Linked DNA regions of Homo sapiens: region 1 is linked to region 2. A link is an interaction called in ENCODE POLR2A ChIA-PET data of the cell type or tissue named here. Cell type or tissue: GM12878. All regions are shown on one strand. Links, peaks and the distances in the headings refer to the core of each region. The heading gives the core; the rest is flanking DNA.

Evidence for each region. ChIA-PET counts read pairs that join two places held together with the same protein. Peaks named below come from ENCODE experiments on the same cell type or tissue, not always from the same donor. Only the 100,000 strongest peaks of a DNase experiment are listed, where the experiment ranks them.
Region 1: POLR2A ChIA-PET joins it to region 2 with 6 read pairs; 3 of 35 experiments call an interaction of 5 or more read pairs at or near these places.

Annotation. Positions count from the first base shown.
Region 1 is chr10:5,776,935-5,786,874 of GRCh38, forward strand. It overlaps GDI2 (GDP dissociation inhibitor 2), which reads right to left. Exons shown (of 11, transcript NM_001494.4): 5 at 8,918-9,116; 6 at 8,208-8,339. It also overlaps the pseudogene NRBF2P5. Among named protein-coding and RNA genes, the nearest start is that of GDI2, 32 kb to the right of the region's middle. RefSeq lists a silencer at 5,399-5,599. In GM12878, for the core only: no CTCF peak of the experiment used is centred there; no DNase peak of the experiment used is centred there.
Region 2 is chr10:5,704,858-5,714,169 of GRCh38, forward strand. It overlaps TASOR2 (transcription activation suppressor family member 2), which reads left to right. Exons shown (of 22, transcript NM_001321783.2): 2 at 7,966-8,061; 3 at 9,278-9,312. Among named protein-coding and RNA genes, the nearest start is that of TASOR2, 25 kb to the left of the region's middle. In GM12878, for the core only: no CTCF peak of the experiment used is centred there; no DNase peak of the experiment used is centred there; H3K4me3 peaks cover 281 bases; H3K27ac peaks cover 1,179 bases.

The DNA.
Region 1 (9,940 bases), core at 2,453-6,452, 70 kb after region 2:
GGAAAACCACATAGAAGGGTAATCCCGGAAATGCTTCATCTGGCAGACTGTGGGAGAAGAGGCATTGCCAGGACTTGGCAAACAGTCACTGTGAAATGTATCTGATTCACTGACTCGAGCTAATGATTCCAACTTAGTACACACTAAATTCATGGAGGTTCAGTTTCTCCAGATACAAACCAAATGGCTACATAGAATAATTTTTTCAAGCAACAATTACTTGTCTTGTCTTCAGGGTTAAAATGCATAAAAGTTATGCCAGGCACGGTGGCTCATGCCTGTAATCCCAGCACTTTGAAAGGCCGAGGCGGGTGGATCACCTGAGGTCAGGAGTTCAAGACCAGCCTGGCCAACATGGTGAAACACTATCTCCACAAAAAATACAAAAATTAGCCGGGCATGATGGCAGGTGCCTGAAATCCCAGCTACTCAGGAGGCTGAAGTGAGAGAATCGCTTGAACCCAGGAGGCGGAGGCTGCAGTGAGCCAAGATCATGCCATTCCAACTCCAGCCTGGGTGACAGAGTGAGACTCCATCTCAACACAGTCATTTCTCAAAAGAAAACATTTATGCAGCCAAGAAACATGAAAAAAAGCTCATCATCACTGGTCATTAGAGAAATACAAATCAAAACCACAAAACCATGTGAGAAACCGTCTCACGCCAGCTGGAATGGTGATCGTTAAAAAGCCAGGAAACAGCAGATGCTGGAGAGGATGTGGAGAAATAGGAATACTTTTACGCTGTTGGTGGGAGTGTAAATTAGTTCAACCACTGTGGAAGACAGTGTGGTGATTCCTCAAGGATCTAGAACCAGAAATACCATCTGACCCAGCAATCCCATTACTGGGTATATACCCAAAGGATTATAAATCATGCTACTATAAGGACACATGCACACTTATGTTTACTGCAGCACTGTTCACAATAGCAAAGACTTGGAACCAACCCAAATATCCATCAATGGTAGACGGGATAAAGAAAATGTGGCACATATACACCATGGAATACTATGCAGCCATAAAAAAGGATGAGTTCATGTCCTTTGCAGGGACATGGATGAAGCTGGAAACCATCATTCTCAGTTAACTAACACAGGAACAGAAAACCAAATACCGCATGTTCTCACTCATAAGTGGGAGTTGAACAATGACAACACATGGACACAGGGAGAGGAACATCACACACCGGGGCCTGTCAGGGGATGGGGGCTAGGGAGGGATAGCACTAGAAGTACCTAATGTAGATGATGGGTTGATGAGCACAGCAAAACACCATGGCACATGTATACCTATGTAACAAACCTGCACGTTCTGCACATGTACCCCAGAACTTAAAGTATAATTTAAAAAAAAGTATAAAAGTATGTTATGCATAATTAATCTATAATGCCATAAATGATCATGCAAAACTTAAATAATATGGTGGCCCGAGGGGCTGCCTTGTAATTGAAACATGCTTTCTTTCATGCATTGACTATATGCATTTTGTTAATGTGCATTTTGTTTAAATAAGTTGTGTAAGAGACACACCTTTCTAGATGAAACTATACGTGTGTGCCACACTTTGCACTACTAATGATCACCTCAAGACTATCAGGAGAAATATTTAAATTTCCATTTTATGAAGAAAGGAACCAAATTATTAGTTATGCTTTTTTAAACAAATTACCAGTTTACATAATTAATAAGGGTGCATTTTAAGTTCTAACTTTGTTTATTGTATAATGTACCATTTAAAAATACCAAGGAGGAAATATCCTTTGCTTTTAATGATGCATGAGTGGAAGTAATGCTAGTTGGCAGTATTTGATTGTAAGAAATCAATAAATTGTGATTTAAAACAAATCAGCAAACAACAAAAGGAAAAACTAAAAGGACCCACTTTAACAAGGTGTAAAATCCAGTCTCCACAAATGCAAGATGAACAGTCAATAAAAAAATGTAACTGCCTACTCAAACCAAAACCAACTTTTCAGAGGAAGAATCCGGCATCTCAACAAACTATCAATTCATGTGTCCAGTATACAATCCAACATTACTAGACATGGGAAGAAACAGAAAACTGTGATCCAAAGAAAACAGAAAAACAAACAACAGAAACAGATGCCCAAATGTTAAAATACGCAGTTTAAAAGCAGCTATTATAAATACGTTCAAGGATATTATATGTTCAAGAATATGTTCCAGAACAAATATCCTTGTTCAAAGATACATATTCAAGGATAAATATGTTGTTATAAATGTACTCAAAACAGTCAAGTAAATAGAGAATATCACAAAAATGAAAACTATAGGCCGGGAACGGTGACTCATGCCTGTAAAGCAGCAGTTTGGGAGGCTGAGGCGGGCGGATCACAAGGTCAGGAGATGAGACCATCCTGGCCAACATGGTGAAACCCCATCTCTACTAAAAATACAAAAATCACCCGAGTGTGGTGGCATGTGCCTGTAATCCCAGCTACTTGGGAGGCTGAGGCAGGAGAATCGCTTGAACCCGGGAGGCAGAGGTTGCAGTGAGCTGAGATCGCGCCACTGCACTTCAGCCTGGGTGACTCCGTCTCGAAAAAAAAAAAATAAGAAAAAATAAAACTATAGAAAATGAGAACTCTAGATCTAGACAGTATAAAAAAATTAAAATTCACTGAATGAGATTAACAGCCTATTGAAAATAGCAGAAAAGGTCAGTAAACTTGAAGCCACATGAACAGGCATTCTCCGATATGAAGCACAGAGAGGGGGAAAAAAAAAAGTTTGATGCTTTTTTTTTTTTTGTAAGAGACAGGGTCCTGCTCTGTCACCCACACTGAAATGCAGTGGTATGATCACGGCTCACTGCAGTCTCAACCTCTCAGGCTCAAGGGATCCTCCCACTCAGCCTCCCGAATAGCTGGGACTACAGGCATGCATCACCACACCCAGCTAATTTTTTGTGTTTTTCTAGAGACAGGGTTTCACCAGGTTGCCTAGGCTGGTCTCCAACTCCTGGGCTTCAAGCGATCCACCCACCTCACCCTCCCAAAGTGCTGCAATTACAGGCATGAGCCACCATGCTCACTTAAGCCCAGAAGTTCAACACCAGCCTGGGCAACATGGTGAGACTCCATCTCTACCAAAATACAAAAGTTAGCCAGGTGGGGTGGTGCATGCCTGTAGTCCCTACTACTCAAGAGGCTGAGATGGGAAGATCCCTTTAGCCCAGGAGGCAGAGGTTGCAATGAGCCAAGATCATGCCACTGCACTCTAGCATGGGTGACAGAGTAAGATCGTGTCTCCAAAAAAAAAAACAAACAAACAAACAAACAAAAAAACAGACCAAACTATAAATATAAGTGAACTTAATGTGACAAAACCATCTACAAAAAAAAAAAAAACTATAGAAAACATATTTAATAGTAAAATATTTACTAGATTCCCCGTAAAACTGGGAACAAAGCAAGGACGTCCATTCTCATCCCTGCGACATTATCAGGAAGTCCTAACAAGTGCAATAAAGGTAAGTGGGGGAAAAACACATAAAAGTTATAAAAGAAGAATCTCTTTATTCACAGATGACATGACTGTGTAGAAGGATAATTCTAAGAAATATATAAAACTAGAAAAACTAGTAAGTGAACTAGTAAAACTTAAGTACAAGATCATAGGATACAACGTCAACATACAATTACATTTCTGTATACCAGCAGCAAACAATTTCAACATAAAATTAAGACAATTTCATTAACAGCAGCATCAATACAAAATACATTAACAGCGGCATCAGTACAAAGAGATTGAACAAAAATGTGATAGATCTCTACAGTGAAAGCTGTAAAACACTGCTGAGAAGAAAACCACATGGAGAACAATCATATTTATGGACTGGCAGACTCAGCATAATTAAGATGATCATTTTCTCCAAACTCATCTACAAATTTAACTCAATATCAAAATCCCAACAAGCATGTTTTCTAGAAATTGACAACCTGATTTTAAAAACGTATATGGAAATGCGAACACCCAAAACAAATTCTGAAGAAAAAGTTGGCGAAAGTGTTATCACCTACTTCAAGACTTAATATAAAACTATAATTATCCAGACAGTGTAGTACTGGCATAGGAAATACAAATCACTGAAACAAAACTGAGTCCCAAAACAAACTCATATGTAGCCAACTGATCTCCCACAAAGGCACCACGACTACCTAGAAAAGGAAGTCTTTCCAACAAATGCAGCTAAAACAACTAAATATTCGTATGTAAAAAAAAAAAAGAACCTCAAGTCTTACCTCATCCCACACACCAACACTGTCTCAAGATGAATCAGATTTAAATGCACAGATAAAATTATAAAACTTCTAAAAAAAAAAAAAAAAAGACAATAGGAGAGTATTTCTGTGCCCTTGGGGGCAAGTAAAAGACTTCTAAAATAGGGCCAGGCGCAGTGGCTCACGCTTGTAATCCCAGCACTTTGGGAGGCCAAGGCAGGCGGATCATGAAGTCAGCAGATCGACACCATCCCGGCTAACAGTGAAACCCCGTCTCTACTAAAAATACAAAAAATTAGCCGGGCGCGGTGGCAGGCGCCTGTAGTCCCAGCTACTCAGGAGGCTGAGGCAGGAGAATGGCGTGAACCCAGGAGGCAGAGCTTGCAGTGAGCCGAGACAGTGCCACTGCAATCCGGCCTGGGCAAAACACCCAGACTCTGTCTCCAAAAAAAAAAAAAAAAAAGACTTCTAAAATAGGACCCAAAAAGCTATAAACATTAAAAAAATTTTTTCTTTGATATACTGGACTTCATCAAAATGTAACACTTCTAGGCCAGGCACTGTGGCTCCTGCCTGTAATCCCAGCACTTTGGGAAGCCAAGGCAGGTGGATCACTTGAGGTCAGGAGTTAGAGACCAGCCTGTTCAATAACGGCAAAACCCCGTCTACCCAAAATACAAAAATTAGCCAGGCGTGGTGGCACATGCCTGTAGTCCCAGCTACTCGGGAGGCTGAGGCATGAGAATTGCTTGAACCTGGGAGGCAGAGGTTGTAGTGAGCCAAGATCATGCCAGTGCAGTCTAGCCTGGGCAACAGAGCAAGACTCTATCTCAAAAAAAAAGTTAACACTTATGCTTATCAAAAGACCAGCCATAAACTGGGAGAAAATATTCTTAATACATATATGACAAAAGACTTGCCACCATCATACACCAAGATCTCCTACAAGTCAAAAACAGAAAGACAATCCAATCTTTAGAAATGTGCAAAAGACTTGAACAATCACAGCACAAAATTATACAAATGGTCAATAAGCTCATGAAAAGGTGAGCAACATGAGTCAAGAAATACAAATTAAAACCATAATGAGATAGCATTTCACACCCACTTGGGCAATTAAAATTAAAAACTTACAATACTAAATGTTGACAAGGATGTGGAGCAACGAGAACTCTCATACACTGCTGAGTGTATACACAATGACACAACCACTCCAGAACACTGTTTTACAGTTTCTTATGAATTCAGACTTCTATCTGCCACATTAGTCAGCAATTTCACTCCCAGTATTTACCCAAAAGGAAATGAAAACCTATATCCCCACAGAAAGTGTTTTACATAAAAATTTCACAGTGCCTTCATTCATAATAGCCAAAAACTGAAAACTAACTAGATGTCCACCAAAAGGAGAATTATATGCTCATATAATTCATACAAAGGAATTCTACTCAACAATTAAAAAAAAAGAATTGGCCAGGCACAATGGCTCACACCTGTAATCCCAGCACATTGGGAGGCCAAGGTGGGTGGATCACTTGAGGTCAGGAGTTCAAGACCAGACTGACCAACATGGTGAAACCCCATCACTACTAAATATAAAAAATTAGCCGGATGTGGTGGTGCATGCCTGTAATCCCAGCTCCTTGGGAGGCTGAGGCAGGAGAATCACTGGAACCCAGGGGGTGGAGGTTGCAGTGAGCTGAGACTGCACCACAGCACTCCAGCCTGGGCAACAAGAGTGGAACTCCATCTCCAAAAAAAAGAATTACTGACACATGCATCAATATGGATGAATCTCAAAAAATGAAAAAGACACAAATGAGAACATATTGTATTATTCCTTTTACATGAACTTTGAAAACAAGCAAAAGTAATCTATAGTGACAGAAATCACAGAGGTGGTTGCTGGGGATGGGGGGCAGTATTCATTATGAGGTGACACAAGGGAACTTTATGGGGTGAGGAAAATGTTCTATACCTTCACTCAGGTTTTAGTTAAACCCAGGACAGGGATAGGTCTATAAATTTATCAAACTGATTTTTTTTAAAATATATATAGTTATAAAATAAAAAATATAAGAATAGCTACTTCTGCTCGCTTCTGGTGTCCATTTACATGAAATATATTTTTCCACCCCTTTACCTTAAATTTGAGTCCTTTTGTGTCTGGTGAATCTCTTGAAGACAGCAGATACTTGGTTGATGAGTTCTTATCCATTCTGCTATTCTGTATCTTTAAAGTGGAGCATGTAGGCCATTTACATTCAACATTAGTATTGAGATTTGAGGTACTATTCTATTCATCGTGCTATTTGTTTGCCTGAACACCTTGTTTTTTTTCTTCATTGTGTTATTGTTTTATAGGTCCTGTGTGATTTATGCTTTAAGGAGATACAATTTTGGTATTTTGAGAATTTGTTTCAAGATTTGGAGCTCCTTTTAGCAGTTCTTGTAGTGCTGGCTTGGTAGTGGCAAATTCTCTCAGCACTTGTTTGTGTGAAAAAGACTACTTTCCTTCATTTATGAAGCTCTGTTTCACTGGATACAAAATTACTGGCTGATAACTTAAGGAGGCTCAAGATAGGATCCCAATCCCTTCTAGCTTTTAGAGTTTCTGCTGAGAAATCTGTTAATCTGATAGGTTTTCCTTTATAGGTTACCTGAGGCTTTTGACTCACAGCTCTTAAGATTCTTTCCTTCATCTTGACTTTAGTTAACCTGATGACTATGTGCCTAGGTGATGATCTTTTTGTGATGAATTTCCCAGGTGTTCTTTAAGCTTCTTGTATTTGGATGTCTAGATCTCTAGCAAGGCCGGGGAAGTTTTCCTCAATTAATCCCTCAAATTTGTTTTCCAAACTTTTAGATTCTTCTTCTTCCTTGGGAACACCAATTATTCTTAGGCTTGGTTGTTTAACAAACTTATTGGAGGCTGCGTTCATTTTTTTAAATTCTTTTTTGTCTTTGTCAGATTGGGCTAATTCAAAAGCCTTGTCTTCGAACTCTGAAATTTCTTTCTTCTACTTATTCAATTCTATTGCTGAGACTTTCCAGTGCATTTTGCATGTCTCTAAGTGTGTCCCTTGATTTTCAGAAGTTGTGATTATTTATTTATGCTATTTTCCTGGAAATTTTTCCATTCATATCCTGTATCACTTTTTTTGTTTTGCTAAGTTGGACTTCACCTTTCTCTCGTGCCTCCTTGATTGGCGTAATAATGACCTTGTGAATTCTTTTTCTGGCAATTCAGAGATTTTTGTCTTGGTTTAGATCCATTGCTGGTAAGCTAGTGTGACCTTTTCAGAGTGTCAAAGAACCCTGTTTTGTCATATTACCCCAGTTGTTTTTCCAGTTCCTTCTCATCTGGATAGACTATGTCAGAGGGAAGATCTGGAACTCAAGGGCTGCTGTTCAGATTCTTTTGTCCCACAGGGATGCTCCCTTGATGTGGTGCTCTCCCCTTTCCCCTAGGGATGGGGCTTCCTGAGAGCCAAACTGCAGTGATTGTTATTTCTCTTCTTGATCTAGCCGCCCAGTGGAGATAATCAGGCTCTAAGCTGGTACTGGAGAGTGTCTGCAAAGAGTCCTGTGATGTGATCTGTCTCCAGGTCTCTCAGGCGTGGATACCAGCACTTACTCTGGTGGAGGTAACAGGGGTGTGAAGTAGATTCTGTGAAGGTCCTTGGTTGTATTTTTGTTAAGTGCGCTGGTTTTGTATTGGCTGGCCTCCAGCCAGGAGTTGGCACTTACAAGAGCACATCAGCTACAGTTGTATAAAACTGGATTTTTTTTAACTGAAGATCCATGCATATCATTATATGTTAATTTTATTTCAATAAAAATAAAAAGCATCTTATTACTCATAGACTGATCTCATCTCATTATTTAAACTATATCTCATATACACATTATGTTGAAGATGAGGTTTTGGATCACTGAGGTTTTAAACACAGGCTCTTACCTTGCAAATCCTTGGGGCAGTTCTCCAAGGCCATAGAGTGGATAAAGGTATGGGCTTTTGCCATATCTTGCCAAAGATTCACTGTAAAGTTTAATTCTATTAATGGTTTCATAACACGGTTGATCTAAGTAACTGGAAGAAAGGAAATGAGTATTAGGAAAGGGCTTTAGTTTTCATTCATGGTGTTCAATTTATAATTTTTTTTGAAGCGATTTCAATCCGCTATCTTCTTTTTTGTTTTTTTGTTTTTTGAGACAGGGTCTCACTCTGTCGCCCAGACTGGAGTGCAGTGGTGCAATCTCGGCTCCCCACAACTTCCACCTCCCAGGCTCAAGTGATTCTTCTGCCTCAGCCTCCCAAGTGGCTGGAATTACAGGGACGCACCACTACCGCCCAACTAATTTTTGCATTTTTAGTAGAGAGGGGGTTTCACCATGTTGGCCAGGCTGGTCTTGAACTCCTGACCTCAAATGATCCACCCAACTTGGCCTCCCAAAGTGCTGGGATCACAGGCGTGAGCCACCACACCTGGCCCACTACCTTTATATTTAAATCACTTAAAAGGTCCCAACACTAATTTCAACTAGAACCTCTTCATTCATAGTGCAATATGGCTAAGTATTTGTTTTGTTAGAATTTCCACTTGGAAGACTTGGGAAATTTAGTGAGAATTTCAAGAAAAATACAAATCTAAAAACCAAAATACTTACTCATCAGTTCTGTAAAGTGCAAGAGCATGACCAGTAAAATCTATAACGTCTTGACCCAAATCAAATTTCTTATACACATCTCGCATTGTGGTCTTCTTAGGATCAATGCCTTCAAAAGTTCTTGGATCTTTTTCATCGAAGTTGGCAACATACACTAGGAATTTCCTGAAGCGACGTTTTTCAAACAATCCCATTAGGCCTAAATAAAAAAGAATTTTTCAAAAAGCACACTCACAATCAGACATTGAGGAGAACGAAGTATGAGAGCAAAGTTTAAACATGCCTTGTTATCAACTGCGGAATGCAGGATGCAATTTTTTTTTTTTTTTTTTTTTTTGAGACAGAGTCTTGCTCTGTCGCCTAGACTGGAGTGCAATGACGCAATCTCAGCTCACTGCAACCTCTGCCTCCCGTGTTCAAGCGATTCTCCTGTCTCAGCCTCCCGAGTAGCTGGGATTATAGGCAACCGCCATTACGCCCAGCTAATTTTTGTACTTTTGGTAGAAACAAGGTTTCACCATGTTAGGCTGGTCTCAAACTCCTGACCTCAGGTGATCCGCCCACCACGGCCTCCCAAAGTGCTGAGATTACAGGCATGAGCCACCGCGCCTAAAATGCAGGATGCAATTTAAGATATGGGAGTTTGGACAGCATGGCTTCCAGTTTCACAACACCTTAAACTGACACGATTATAACAGGTTACTTATAAAGTCTTCAATTCTACCATACAATTACAAGTAATTAAAACTACTACTTAACTGAATGAAAAATGTCAAATTATGTTTCTTACTAGGTACAAGGTAAATGTGACTCTGAACAAGTATCCATGAAGCCACCCATCTGAAGAGTCTCCCTTTGACAACTCTGATCTACACTCAGCCAATTGCCTAAATTCTGAATGCTCTTGCTTTTCCGCCTCTGTATGCTAAGATACAACCGGGCACTTAATGATAACAGCTTAAGATAACAAGAACAAATTGACCTCGATAAAATTTCGATGCTGCTGCTACTGCTGCTAGTCAC
Region 2 (9,312 bases), core at 4,079-8,078:
TGAGATTAACTTTTTATGGTTACATTGTCATTTTACTTGATTTTGGTCAGAGATCAGTTGTTTTTTAGTACTCTTGGAATTTCCTTTGTGGCCAAATTCATAACCATTAGGTTTTGTTTTGGGGCTTTCAGCTCAACTTCATTGAGGTCTAATTTTCATACAATAAAATGAACATAATTTAAGTATATAGTTCAGTGAATTTTGGTAAATGTATATACCATGTGATGACTACACCAATAAAAATAGTGTGTGTCCATCACCCCAGAAAGTTCCCTTGTGCATACCCCACTTGTAGTCAATTTTCCTATTCCTGCCCCCTGCTGTAGGCAACTAATGAAATGCTTTTTATCACTATAGATTAATTTTGCTGCTTCTTGAACTGTATATGTATAGAATTTTACAGTATGTACTCTTGTGTCTGATGACTTTTGCCCAGTTTAATGTTTTGAGATGCATGCATATATCAGTTTTACTTTTTTTAATTGCTGATTATTATTATGTGTGAATATACAAGTTTATCCATTCACCTATTGATGAATATTGGAGTTGCTTCCAGTTTTAGGCTACTGTGAAAAAGCTGCTCTGAACATTCATGTGCAAGTGTTTTTGTGGATATGTTTTATTCTCTTGGGTAAATATCTAGGAATAGAATTTTGGGTCATATGGTAAGTATGTGTTTATAAGAAACTGATGTTATTTTTTAAATTGGCTATATAATTTTTCAGTTGGCTTTATATTTCTACTAGGAGTGTTCCAGAGGCTCCTCATCCTTGCCAACGCTTGGTATTTTCAGTCTTTTTAGCCATTCTACTGGAGCAGTAGTATTTTATTGTGGTTTTAATTAGCACTTCCCTGATAACTAATAATATTGACCCATTTCCCATGTTTCTTTTTATTATATGCTTTATTTTGTGAAATGTGTCTATGAGTTTTTTATATATTCTAGGTACAGGTACTTTACAAATATTTCCCATTTCTTAATAATGATACCTTGGAAGATCAGATGGTTTTAATTTTTAGGAAGTCTGATGTATACATTTTTCTAGGTCACTAATTTTGTGCCCTATGAAAACTTTATGTACCCCATAGTCAAGTACATTTTTTCCTATGATTTTTTAAATTTTATAATTTTAGCCAAATAGTTATAGTTTTTATGTTTAGGTCTGTGATTCATTTTGAGTTAAATTTTATGGTTTAAGGTAGAGGTTTGAGGTTCATGTTTTTTTCCTCCGTTTTAGTTGTTCTGTAGCAGCATTTATTGCAAAGATATTCTTTCTCAATGGAATTATACTGGCAATATTGAAAATCTGTTATCTGGACTCTATTCTGTTCCATTGATCTATATGCATTTTCTTTGTATCATTACCACCTTGTCTTGACTACTTTAGCTTTGTAGTAATTCTCAAAATCAGGTAGTGAGTCCTTCAGCTTTGTTCTTTTTCAAAATTGTTTTGGCTTATATCTTTCTTATATAAATTTTAGAATCAGATCATCAGTTTCTGCAAACTGAGATTGTGTTGAATCTGTAGATCAATTTTGTGTCTTAACATCCCCCAGCAAAGTTAGAAAGCCAGGCAGTAATATCAGAGGGCACAAGCCCAGATTGAAGCTGGAAGACATAGTGCTCCAGAAAGGTCCTTCCAAAAAAAAGAAAAGAAGCTGCTCAAAACAGACAAAATCTTTGATCTATCTTTATCCAGAGGATATTGTTAGTTCTCTAGAATTTCAAGCTGAAATAATGATTGGTAACTGAAAATTAAGCTATTTTAAATTCAGAAAAGCAAAACACGGTATAAGGAAAGAACTTGACTACACAGTATGGCTCAGCAATGATTAATACATACAGTTAAGTAGTGAAACCTAGGCCTAGCACGGTGGCTCATGCCTGTAATTCCAGCACTTTGGGAGGCCGAGGTATGCAGATCACTTGAGGCCAGGAGTTCGAGACCAACCTGGCTAACATGGTGAAATCCCATCTCTACTAAAAATACAAAAATTAGCCGGGCATGTTGCTGGGCACTTGTAATCCCAGCTACACGGGAGGCCGAGGCAAGAGAGTTGCTTGAACCCGGGAGGTGGAGGTTGCAGTGAACCAGAATCAAGCCACTTACGCTCCAGCCTGGGCCACGGAGCAAGACTCCGTCTCAAAAAAAAAAAAGTAAGCACCCAACAAATGTTAGCCATTGTTATCATTAATAACAATAGCTTCCTTGCTAACAAATACTAGGATAACGTCTCTATCCATGGCAGCAAAGAAAAAAGGAATTTGCTAAGTTATCTGATGCCAGTGCACCATGCCTCATGCACAGCAAGCCTTCAGTAAAGTTCCTTGTAGAGTCACAACTGAAAGGAGCTTTAGAAAGGCAATTATAACTAAAGGAGGCCTTAGAGAGTATAAATTTAACAAAATCCATCAGTTAGTATGTCTTCAGCTTCCAATAAAAGTTTAAACAATAAGGAACATTTATTATTTCATGTATAAAGCCCAAAGATGAGGCAGCCCCCAGGTTAGTTTATTTCATCAGTTCAGGGATCTAGTTTCTTTCTGTTCTGTTCCGTTCTATGTTGGCTGCCATCTTGGTTGCAAGGAGATCCAGGCAACACATCTTCAGACAAGATCCTAGGCTAGAAGATGGAGTCCTTTTCTAAGAAAGGTTTCCCAGAACTCTCTCTGTAGACTTCCATTTATATCTCACTGGCCAGAACTGAGTCACATGTTTATTCCTAAAACAAACACTATTCAAAGGGAGTGGAATTACCATAATGATCTTAGAGTAATTAAGATTCTCATTCTCTTTCTCTCTCTCTCTCTCTCTGTCTCCCCCCCCAACCCCACACACACACATACTCACTCTCCCTCACTCATTTTCACACACACACACACACACACACACACACACACACACACACACACACACTTCTTCTGAACCATGGGATAACCTGATACCTGAACAAAATTGTGGTTTTATGGAAGGGAAGTAAAAGGGACATGATTGTTGGGAAGTCAATCCAATGTGTCTTTAACCACTGTCTCAAAACACATTAGTGGTAGCACCTAGTGAGTTCAATAGGTAGACCAGAACCCTGGTCTCCCTATTCCTAATTTTCCCCTACATAAACAACCTCCTTCATGAATTATTATCAACATAGCTACTTTTCCTAAAAAATTTTGAATGTATCCACACAATTCTACCTCCAGTTCTTTTTGGGGGGAAAATGTGCTGTAAAACTATACATGCTGTTTTTGTGAAGCATATGAAAATCCTTATTCCACAGACTCATGATAAAAACTGAAAACTTGACCACCTTTGTAATCTTTTTCTTCGTTCTTATTCTTCTCTCCCTTCTTCCCTTAATCAGTCATATTAAACTATTTGCAGTTCCTTTAATGTATCATGTTTAAACCGCTGTTCATTTGCTCATACTATTTCTGCTATCTAGAAAATGTACACTAGTTTCCTTTTTTGGCTTCCTCATTGGAATATCTTCCAGATTTCAAGTATCTGTGCCTCCATGAAATCTTTCTTGACATAGCTCCATCTCCATAAAATTGGTTGTATCACTGTACATCCACTATATCATGTTTTAGATACTCCTACACATTTATAGTACTAATTTCTTTGCAGATTTTTCTTCCTTGTCTATTCTGAGCTAACTTGCTTGCTTTCTCTTTCTTTCCTTTCTTTCTCTTTCTTTCTTTCTTTTTCTTTCTTTCTCTCCTTTTCTCTCTCTTTCTCTATCTCTTCCTTCCTCCCTCCCTCCCTCCCTCCCTTCCTCCCTTCCTTCCTTCCTTCCTTCCTTTCCTTCCTTTCTTCCTTCCTTCCTTTCCTTCCTTTCTTTCCTTTCCTCTCTTTCTCTCTTTCTGACATGGTCTGGCTCTGTTACCCAGGCTGGAGTTCAGGGGTGCAATCTCAGCTCACTGCAACTTCTTCCCCCCAGACTCAAGCCATCGTCCCACCTCAGCCTCCAAAGTAGCTGGGACTACAGGTGCACTCCACCATGCCTGGCTAATTTTTGTATTTTTTATAGAGGTGGGGTCTCACTTTGTTGCCCTGGCTGGTCTCAAGCTCCTGAGTTCAAACAATCTGCCTGCCTTAGCTTCCCGGCGTGCTGGGATTACAGGCATGAGCCACCTCGCCCAGCCTAATCTGAACTTTTTTAATGTAGAGCCTGTTTCCCTGTAATAGAGACTGTTTGCCATTTGTCTTGATAAATCCAAGATTTAGCATGATATTGGATGCATAATAGTCACCACTAATAGTTTTGTTTAATGAATATATATACAACTAATTTGGGGGAGGAGAGAGATTTTTGTAAATTGTGTTCTGCTTGATTCCGTTATTTTCAACTAGTGGAATAAAGATGTGGTTCTGTGATCTCTTCATTTTGAAAGATTTTTTTTCAGTAAGGCAAAAGCGATTAAGCATAATATATTTCTGTGTACAAAATTTTCTTTAGAAGTTAAAGACTTTTGGAGGAAAAACATTTCAGATTATGTGTTATAGCTTATAGAACAAATTAAGTCCTTAGCTGAGAATACTTGTCAAAGGAGGTAAATAAATATTACATAATTATTCCTAATACAAATTACTCAGCGAACATTTGTTTCTATAGTAAATATGCTATAAATAGAATTGTTCACTTTATGATTTTTTTTCTTTCTTCATTTTAGCATTTATGACATTAACAGAGAACAGGACTATGTCAAGAATTCTGAGGGTATACTTGGTGAAAATGAATTAAGACCACCCTCCCAGCTACATTCTCTCTTAGAGAAGATCGAGACAGGGTCCCTATCAGAAAAGAGTGGGTATTAAACTAAGTGCTATAAGTCATAACTAATGAATCCAGAATAGAATGATTAAAATGTTTTTAGTTTTAATTTAGATCATGTAAAACAAAAAGACTTTAAAAAATTATGATTTCCAGTACCTATATTTTTTAAAATAATCATTAGTCCAAAAGTAATAGGTGATTAACTTTTCAAATTGCAACATAAAACACGTATGTTCCTCTGTTGTGATTGAATTTAACCTTTCTCACATGCTCTTTATTCATCACTTAAGCCCTAAGGGATATACTTAATGCTTTATAGGCAAGCACTTTTCAAGTTTTACCGTCTTAGATTTTTAGGTTTCTTTGTGGTATAGCCCCCTCTTCATTTTCATAGTCTGGTAATCTTGAATGTTTAAATAAAGCTTGAGCATTGCTCAGCAGTTATGAGACCATTCATTCATAAAGTGTTTGTATTGTTTGGTGCACTGATTGGACTCTCAAATGAAAGTGTATTTTGTAAAGAAGGGAGAGCGTCAAATTTCTAGATGAAATTTTCATCTGTCTCCTCATTTACTGAACAGGAAACTTGTGCTTTCTTGAGAGTGTAATTGATGTCATTATGAACCCATGAAAGATTTAAGATTAGCTATGATTTTCCAACAACTTTGTTTTTAACATACCTCTGCTAACCATAAAATCACTGCTTTTATGCATATACTGCTATATATTGAAGAATACTGGCCTAAAGTGGAAGCATTTTTAACCATAAATAAATAGTTCTGGAAATAAAAATATATATAAGCAAAAAATAATTTGGTACTTGTTCCTCCTCCTTCGTTTTAAATCATTGGCTTTATTTATAGCTATATAGGGAACAGTATTCCCCACACTGGTGTTAATGAAGTGTTCTCTGACCATGTATTTGGGAAACCCTGTATTAGTGTTTTTAATTGCACCATCTCTTCAGTTTTCAGTTCATTATTGTGCATTATGATGCTCAAAAATGAGGACGTATGTAACTTAAATCTGTGCCTACCTATTAATGACTTACAGAATTTAGAGAAGTTGATAATCACAGTCTTCATTTCCAGAGTTACTTTTTAAAATATTTCTTTCAGTGTAAACAATGTGTTTCTCAAATATTGGTCTATAGGTAATTCAATTTTGAAACTTTCTTGCTTTTTTATAAATATCAAATATAAAGTTCCCAAAATTATTGTTTCTAAAGAAATCTTGATTTGTGTTTAGGCTAGCAGTACAGATTATTTGTAAAATGAATTTGAAAATGCTCAGGTTTGCCAGTTTGTTTTGAGTAATGCAGCTAATAAAGCTTTAATTTTAACTCTTATAACTGGTGTTTTGCTATTTGCATCTATTCAGAATATCCCTATTTTTTAAAGCACTGGTATATTGAAGGAGAAAGTGAAACTGAGCAAAAGTAAAAGTAAAACTTAGAATGAATATATAAATCATGTATATCAACTTCAGAATATTCGTAAACATTTCATTCTTTTCTATTTACAGTCTTTCATTTTGATACTTGGAAGTTTATTAAAAGATTTTTTAAATGCCTTGATAATTAAAGTATTAGGACAATTTAGTCTAAATTTAGCTTACTAAAATGTTTGCTTTCATTTCTGAGATAGTCTAGTTTTTGTATATTGGTTACTTACAAGTTAGTTTTAATTGAGATTCTTTTTTCTCTTTAATTTTTGAACTTTAATACATTTGGCAGTTTTGGTAAAAGTAGGAAGCCATATTACTGTACTTCATAACATTTATACTATATGACCAGTACTTCCAGTGCTATATAAATCATTCTCTTCTCCTTATTGTTTATAAATACTAGGTTTGTAAAACCCCCCAACCTTAATAAAGAGAATAGAAAGAGTACAAATAGGAGAGTGAACAGTTAAAATGGTTAGATGCAAGAGTGTCCGTAGGTCATTAGGCTCAGTTCTTGCTAAAGTAGAGACTTGTAAAATCAAAAGGCACAAAGAGTCAGTCAACATAATTACTGGATCCAGTCGGTAATTCTCAATTAGGAAACGTGCCTCTCATGGGAAGGGTGTATCACAGTCCCTCAAAGCTATCTCACATGGGTATGGTTTGAAAAAAGCACCTTCAAAAAATTGTAAGTACAGCTCTGTTGTATAAAATGAAAGAAAGTGATTTTATAATACAACTCACAGGAAGTAAAACTCAATAGACTCTTCTTGACGGGTGAGGAAATCCCAGAGATACAATGATTTCTATTGTGTCTGGTGAGTGGGCAATAGTAGGTCCCTTAAAAGGGACCTAGCTGACTTAGGGATTTAATGAAAATATGTAAAGAGTAAGTTTATCAAGTGTGGCGTATATATTTAAAAAAAAAAGAATAGAAACAAAGGATGAAAAAAACTAAAGAATGAGAAATTGCTCTAAAAGTCTAAGCAGCTCCTGACCACCACCTTGACACTACAGTTGTATCCACTTTTGACCAACTACAGTTATAGTACACAGCTTTCAACCAAAAGACATACCAGGTCTGGCAGGACATATTTTAGCTCCTGTACTAAAAGTAATTCAGCTTCAGTTCTAATTTATTTAGGTTATTTTCTTTACATCAGAGGTCTTTTAAATTTTGTTAAGACAGTACAAATATTTCTTAGTTATATAGGAAAGGAATAGGTGATGTTTTGAGTGATATTCAGTGTGTCTCCCTTAACCCCATCCTTTGGAATCTTAAATAGCTGCGTTATTTTTGTTTGTGTTTTACAGTTTTTGAGACAGTGTCCTTGAGTTCAGACTCTCTCTTCCAGAGGGCAGTTTCACTCCTCCATACTTCTTACTTGGACTCTTCATCTGAGCATGGTTTTCAGTACAGTCAAGTGACTTTGGTGAAAAATGACATTTTCTTAAATGAGGTGAGGTGCTTGGTACACACTATGATGGTTTTGTTTTAGTTTTAAAAGAGGTAAACCCATCATTTTTGGTATATAAGCCTAGCACTTTTTAGCTATAATTTTTCAGACGCAGCAGATCCTTGGAAATAGTCACTTGGAAGGTAATTATTCTAGGGAATAGAAAAATAATGCATTTATGTTTAGTCTTAATGGCAGGAAGAATTCAAATGATGCATTTTTAAAAATTTGCAAGACAAAATAGTATGTTTATAGCGTTTGGTTATTCTGTTCTCTCTTTATACAGTACAAAACTTTTTACCAACAAAAAAAAGCAAGTAGTTATACTCAGGAAGAACTTCAAGACACTTACGGGTTTCTTCTGTTTGATACTGAAAAGCAGGTAAGGGAATTAGGTTGTAGAAAATTAATGGTATCATTAGTCTTAAGTATTGTGGTACTTCAGTTCTGTAAGAGTTGTAAGATTACCAATTCATCAGTGTTTTTTGTTGCTTAGTTTGGTGGCATGTAAATGACAGCAACAAAAAAGCCAGTCATGAAGGAGATTTGATTTGATTTCTACAACTTTTCACGGTTTCTCTTTAGTTTTATCTGAAATACATTTGTAAGCTTAGGGTGCAATTTGGATTAAAACAGTTTTCTTTAGTGTCAATAATGGCCTTTACTAGAGTGAATGGATATTTTTCCATTCTGGATTATCGTTTAATCGAAACTTTGTTTCCTGTGGAAATTTTTCTGGTTTAAGTTATTTGATTTGGGAGATAAATCATGTAACTTAATAAACTTTGGCATCCTGGTTAACTGAAATTGCTTCATTCAATATTTGAAGACTGAAATCTGTATTGTTGCCTGTACCTAAATTATGGGAGAAGGAAAGGACCGTGTACAGGGTAGGTCTCCAAAGATATGTATGGCTTCCGAGATACATTTTAAACAATACCAGAGATCTAAAATAATTCAAAGTTAGTGCTTCGATTAGGTTAATGGTTTATAAAGAAGGGGGGCAGATTTGTTTAGCGGATAATTAGCACTAACATATAATAAGGACTATATAGTAATACCAGAAGAGTTTATCCCTTTTGAAATTTAATCGTCTGAATTCAAATAACACGCTCTGGGTTCTTACTAAAAATGACATTTGGCAACAAGACATTTTGAAATTTCATGCTTCTAAAGCTGTAGTTGGAAAATAAATCTTCTAGTGGACTTACCTGTGACCCTGCTTAGTTTGGTTTTCCTGACATTTTTGTTGATTGAAATGGTAAAATTCTATGAAAAGTTTGGGCCATTAATCAAAATACAGATTGCTTTGCATAAGTTTTCTTTGTGCCCCGAATACCTACAGTGAGCAGACTATTTATTTTAAAGCTTATGGATTAGGCCAGATGCAGTTGTGCCTCATGCCTGTAATCTCAGCATTTTGGGAGGCTGAGGTGGGAGGATTGCTTGAGCCCAGGAATTTGAGATCAGCCTGGGCAATATAGTGAGACCTTGTCTCTATTGTATAATAAAAAATAAAATTAAAAAAAAAAACCTTACAGATTATAGCATTTTTTCATTGCTTCAAAGACTGAAGCAAAGTAATCTTTTGTTTAAAGGCAAAATTGGTATGTCAGTGTGGACTCCGTGTTGG